2 separate regions of the Homo sapiens genome follow, and region 2 is linked to region 1. The links are chromatin contacts, found by Hi-C or POLR2A ChIA-PET in ENCODE. All regions are on one chromosome and are shown on one strand. The core of a region is the stretch at or near the end of the contact, and the rest is flanking DNA. Distances in the headings are between cores, read along the strand shown.

Region 1 (2,700 bases), core at 158-2,657:
GACCTCATCCCGCTTTCGGGGTCCCAAGTCAACAAATCTTACAGTAGATAAAATAATAGAATTTTTTAATAAATTTTTTTTCCCAAACAACTTCTTTTGATCTTCACCACGCAGGGGCCACAGTGGAGAGGAAAGTTCTCTCCAGGTGCCCTAAAAAGTGTCCAGGGTAGACTTAGGAGAAAAGTATTCCTCCAGTGTCAGGAGGTTGAGGGGACTAGGGTAAGCAGGGGTCAGGGTCAGCCTGGCCCTGACTGAGGCATCCCCCAAAGGGTCCTGGGTGGGGCTCCCTGGGGGAGCTTCCAAAGGCTCTGCTGGTGGAAGACGCTCTGCAGACAAAAGCCCCTCTGGTGTCCGCTGTGGGCCCTTAGGAGTGCGGGTCAGCGGCTGCCTGGGGGGCCCCACCCCAGCCTTGGGATGGGGAAGAGTTAATGGCCAGAACTGGGGAGGGCAGGGCTGAGCCACCACACACGCCCTCTTGGGGCTGCCACAAGTCAGGACAGCCCAGGGGGCAGGCAAGGAGAGGCGGCCTGCTCCCCGGGGAGGAGAGGAGCTGGGAGGGGAAAGGGAGGCAGCAAGGCCAGGGAAGGTGGGGCGACTGGGGCCGGAGCCGCAGCCCCGGGTGGACGGGAAGCGGGGATCGGACACTGGCCTCTTCGATCTCAGCACCGCAGTCAGAGGTGGTGGGGCACCAGGAGCAGGAGGCAAAGCAGAGGGCTGGGGAGCCCGGCCGAGAGCGCAGGGCCTCGGGAGTCCGGGGGCGCCTGGCAGGCAGCGCCGGGGCACATCTGCTCCCCTCGCTGGTCCTCACCCCCGTAGCCCCCCCAGTAGTCGTCCTCAGTAGGCGCGTCCCCGCCCTGGCGCCCCCGCGAGTCTTCGGCAGGCAGATCTCGGTAGAGGGTGGAGGGATCGGCTGGGGGCGCCCCGGCCTCGGCCACCCCGTACAGGTGGTTGGAGGAGCTGTTGCCGCGGGCGCGGCTGCCCGGCCGCGTGGGTGCCGCGGGCGGACACGCCTGGAAGTCGGCCTCGCGGAGCGCGCGCAGGTCTCGGCCCTGGCGCTCCGGGGGGGTGGCGCAGGTCACGTCGGAGCTGGACACGCGCGCGCGCTGGAACCAGGCCCAGAGCGGCCGCGCGCGGCAGTCGCACGCCCAGGGGTTAGCGTTGAGCCGCAGGAACTCGAGCGAGGGCAGGTCGGCGAGCGCCTCGCCGGGCAGCGAGGCCAGGCTGTTGTTGAACAGGTAGAGGATGGTGAGGCGGCTGAGGCCGCGGAAGGCCGCGCGGTGCACGCCCTGCAGCCGGTTCCCGTGCAGCAGCAGCCGGTCCAGGCTGCCCAGGCCGCGAAACACGTGCTCTGTGAGCAGCCGCAGGCGGTTCCCGTGGAGGAAGAGGTGGCTCAGGTTGGCCAGGTCCGCGAACAAGTCATCCTGGGTGGGGTGGAGTGGGGCACAGAAGAAGAGAATGGGCCTGAGGTAGGGTGCAGACCCCGCTGGGGCCTTGGCCGGGGGAGGGAAGGGGGTGCACCGTGGCAGAAGAGAAAGGGTTGACCTTTTGATTCATAGCATCCTGGATTTGGATTCTGCCTCCTCTAACCTATTTGCTGTGGAAAAAGTGGTATTGGTGAGGTCAGTGGTTCCTAAACTTTCGGGTGTATTAGGATCCCCTGCGGATCTCTGAGCGGGGTGGGGCGGGGGGCAGAGTTTCTAATTCAGGAGGTTTGGGGTGGAGCCTGGGAATCCCCATGTCTACAGGTTCCCCAGGGAAGCCAGTGTGGCCATTGGCAGGACCACAGTTTGAGTTTCAGAACTTCTGGTTTGGTGAAGTATGGAGACTGGGGAGCCAGCCTTTCTGATTTCAAATCTTGGATCTGTCATTAACTGATGCCACCGTGGGCAAGTCACTCAGGATATCTGTGACTCAGTTTCCTCATCTGTATAATGTAGAGATTAAATGAAGCAGCATGTATGAAGGTGCTTAGAACACCTTTCCTTGTGGAGTTCTATGAGTTCCATGAGTTAGCCATTATTCTTTTTTTTTTTTTAATTTTTGTTTTTGTTTTTGTTTGTTAGCCATTATTCTTAACTTGGCCAAGCCAGTCATCTCTCTGTGCCTGTTTCCTCATCTGTAAAATGGGGATGAGTATACCTACTTCCTGGGTTTGTTCTGAGGATTCCAGAGGATGGTTCACATAAAGATCATATGAGGGAAGTGCTGGACACGTGCCCAGCACACAGGGATTTGGTCCAATTATGAAGCCCACAGGCTCAGCACTTAGAGCCCTAGTTCAAAATCCAGCTTGCCTTTTCCCTAGCTGTGTTATTTTAGGCAAGTTTTAACCTCATGGAGTCTCAGGTTCCTCAGTATGTACAATATTCCTTATTATGTATAACCCCCTCAGCAGGCTAAAGGAGGGTTGGATGATAAATGCTGTTAAGGGTACAGTATCTGGCAGGTGCATAGTCAACCATCAATAAATGGTGGCTACTATGACAATAGGGGCTCAGTAACAATTGGGTCCTGTCCCTTTTCTTTAAAAGAGGAGCTCCCTGGGGGAACCAAAGTACTGCTACTAGGCTGGGTATTGGGGTGAGGGGCATCAGCTCCACCCCCAGAGGCGGCAGGGGAGGAGAGGAAGGAAGCCACATTGCATTACTACTCCCCTTAGAGGCGCTGTCCCACCTGCCTGGTGCTAGGGAGTCACCTAAT
Region 2 (2,732 bases), core at 1-2,500, 40 kb before region 1:
CCCTTTTATCTGAGGCCTTCTTGGAGCTTTCTGTAGTCATTCTTGTTTTGTTTTTGAGACAGAGTCTTACTCTGTCACCCAGGCTGGAGTGTAGTGGCATGATCTTGGCTCACTGCAGCCTCCATCTCTCCAGCTCAGTGATCCTCCCACTTCAGCCTGCTGGGTAGCTGAGACTGCAGGTGCACACCACCATGCCTGGCTATTTTTTTTTCTTTTTTGTAGAGACGGGGTTTCACCATGTTGTCCAGGTTGGTCTCGAACTCCTGAGCTCAAGCGATCCTCCTGCCTTGGCCTCCCAAAGTTCTGGGATTACAGGCATGAACCACCACACCTGGCCACCAGTATCACTCTTTTTTTAAAAAAATTTTATTTTTATTTTAAGTTCTGGGGTACATGTGCAGAATGTGCAGGTTTGTTACGTAGGTAAATGTATGCCGTGGTGGTTTATTGCACCTATCAACCCATCACCTAGGTATTAAGCTCAGCATGCATTAGCAGCACTCTTAACACACAATTAAACTCACATGTAATGAGATTACTTCTCATTACTCCACACCATAGTAGTCTATTTTACAGATGAGGATACTGAGGCTCAGGGAGGCTGAGAGATTTACCTGGAGTCAATCAATTGTTGATCTGGAAGCATCCGATCACCAGGTCTTCTGAAATAATGACAGCAGCAACAATTAACATTATGCTTACTATGCCAAATGCTATGCTTAGCATTTTACCTGCATCACAATCGCGATTCCTTTGGGCAGTTAGGTAGGTTCCATTTTAACCGAATTTAAAGAGGAGGAAGCTGAGGCTCAGAGAGGTAACTTGCCCTAGGTAACCCAGGGTAGTCAGTTAAAAAGTCAAGACTCAGACCTCGATCTGACTAACTCCAAAGAAACCCGTGCCACTCTGCCTCTCGGAAAACACTGCTTCCAGCTGCACAGTTCAAAACCCCACCCAAGGCGGCCCTGAATCGCGGTCAGTCGGCTTCAGCCGAATCGCACTTTGTTTTGAACAAGGATACAGAGGGCGCTGCCTGATGTTAGTCTGGGGGCTTGGGGGAGAAGATGGGGGTCCAGGGTGGAAATGTAGGTGCTGGGGCTGTGCCAGAGGGAGAGTGTCCGGGACCAGCGGGCGAGTCACGTGCGCGTGAAACTCGACCTAAGGGGAGGGGAAAAGAAGGGAGCCCCCGCCCCCACCTCGGGGCGCAGCTCCGGACGCGTGTAAATACAACTATCAACTCCGCAGATCCACTTCATCCAAGCCCAGCTTCGCAGACCTCTGGCGCCCGGCGGGTTCCCAGTTCCCCCGCTTCTTCCGAGGAGACAGCGGAGGCGAGGCCACCGGGCTGTCAGGCTGAAGCTCCGTGGCCGCCGGGTCCTGCACGCAGAGAAGACCCCAGCGCCGGCGCGGCTCAGGGCTGGGCCCACGGGACTCCGGACGCGCCGCGAAAGCGTTGCGCTCCCGGAGGCGTCCGCAGCTGCTGGCTGCTCATTTGCCGGTGACCGGAGGTGAGCAGCGTGGGCGGGGAGGGGGCGCGCGTAGGGTCTCCGGCTATGCGTCGGCTGAGAGACACCGAGGCCGGCTCCCGCCGACACTGCCAGGCTTCCCAAGGAAAGACCGTTACTTGCGCCCGCGGTCCCGCGGCACAGTGTCCCATCTCGCCAAGCGCGTCCTTCCCTTTTCTTTTCTCTGACCCCTCCGACTCTTCTCTTCCTCCCGGGTCCCCGCTCGCTGCACTTCCTCTGCTTAGAGCTGCGCGTTTGCCAGAGTTCCAGCGGACCTCCTGGAGCGCTTGAACCCAAAGCCCCGTTTCACAGATGAGAATACCGAGTCCCCCTGGAAGAAGTGACTGGTACTTCCTCCCCTCTCTCTGGGTCTTTCTTGCCCTTCTCCTCTCCGCTTTCCTCGGTCTCATCCCAGTTGTCGCTCCCCGCCCCCGCGCCGCCCGCGTTCCCTCTCCTCCCGCCGAGGCTGCAGCGGCCGCGGCGGGGGGAGCTGGGGCTCTTTCCCTCCCTTTGGTAAACACACCCGCCCGCCAGCCCATCCGCCACCGCTGCCCTTATAAAGTCAGCAGCCGCCAGACTTCCTGCCGAAGTCCGAGCCCCCTCCCGGGGCTGGAGGGGGGCAAGCGGGTTCCGAGGTGCAAAGCCTGGTGCCCCGAGCCCTGCGGAGTGAGTGAGGGGCGCGCGGGGGAGGAGGGAACCGAGGAGAGCCCGTCCTGGGTCTCCCTCCACGTGGCAGCTGTTGGCTTGGCCCGAGAGACTGTAGGGTCGTGGGTCACCTGATACGGAAAGGGGGAGGGCTTGCTGTCGCCCGGCCCCAGAGGGAAGGAGAGGTCTTGGAGGGGCAACTGGAAGATGGGGTCGTAGGGTAGCCTTGAACTTGCCCTTCTTCCTGCCAGCTTCTAGGGGTCTTTCCTGGCGCGAGAGTCCGGACATGGGCCCGCGGTGCTTCAGAGCGCGCTCTGCCCCTTGCTGTCCTCTGGGGACCTGGGCAGATGCGGACTTTCTCCCCAGCAGCCCGGCCCTGAGCGCCCTGGCCTGGGTGAGAGAACCCGGCAGCCTGCTAGGAAGCTGCAGCGCGCAGACAGGACCTTCCTTGTTTCCGATAGTGGCTCAGCGGGAGCCCCGTGCCGCGTGCACCTCTGGCACTGCTAGTGCGCGCGGAGCCAGCTCCTTGGCACCGGCTGGGAAGCCCAGGGCTCTATGGGGCCTCCATGAGGGGCTCCTCGC

Evidence for each region. Hi-C counts contacts between places; a loop is a spot of excess contacts on that map. ChIA-PET counts read pairs that join two places held with the same protein, here RNA polymerase II (POLR2A). Pooled maps may share reads with other maps.
Region 2: a loop to region 1 is called in a map of CD14-positive monocyte, with 2.1 times the contacts of the local background. The contact joins the promoter of SLC43A1 here to the enhancer-like site in region 1. A Hi-C loop is called at or near these places in 18 of 168 maps with a recorded cell type or tissue (A673, B cell, CD14-positive monocyte and 14 more), 7 of 37 single-sample maps with no recorded cell type and 15 of 50 pooled maps. POLR2A ChIA-PET finds 5 or more read pairs at or near these places in 20 of 52 experiments (AG04450, CD4-positive, alpha-beta memory T cell, Caco-2 and 15 more).

The regions. Positions count from the first base shown.
Region 1 is chr11:57,474,883-57,477,582 of GRCh38, reverse strand. RTN4RL2 (reticulon 4 receptor like 2) reads right to left here. Exons shown (of 3, transcript NM_178570.3): 3 at 49-1,421. The coding sequence ends at 672. Among named protein-coding and RNA genes, the nearest start is that of RTN4RL2, 16 kb to the right of the region's middle. RefSeq lists a silencer at 618-1,087 and enhancers at 1,408-1,557, 775-1,603. Within about 2 kb of position 1,407, at least 9 of the 41 ENCODE cell types and tissues checked have a DNase peak (open chromatin) inside an H3K27ac peak, as active enhancers do; they include body of pancreas, pancreas, psoas muscle and 1 more, where a contact is called at or near this core.
Region 2 is chr11:57,514,220-57,516,951 of GRCh38, reverse strand. It overlaps SLC43A1 (solute carrier family 43 member 1), which reads left to right and starts at 1,250. Exons shown (of 15, transcript NM_003627.6): 1 at 1,250-1,508. RefSeq lists an enhancer at 1,027-1,096.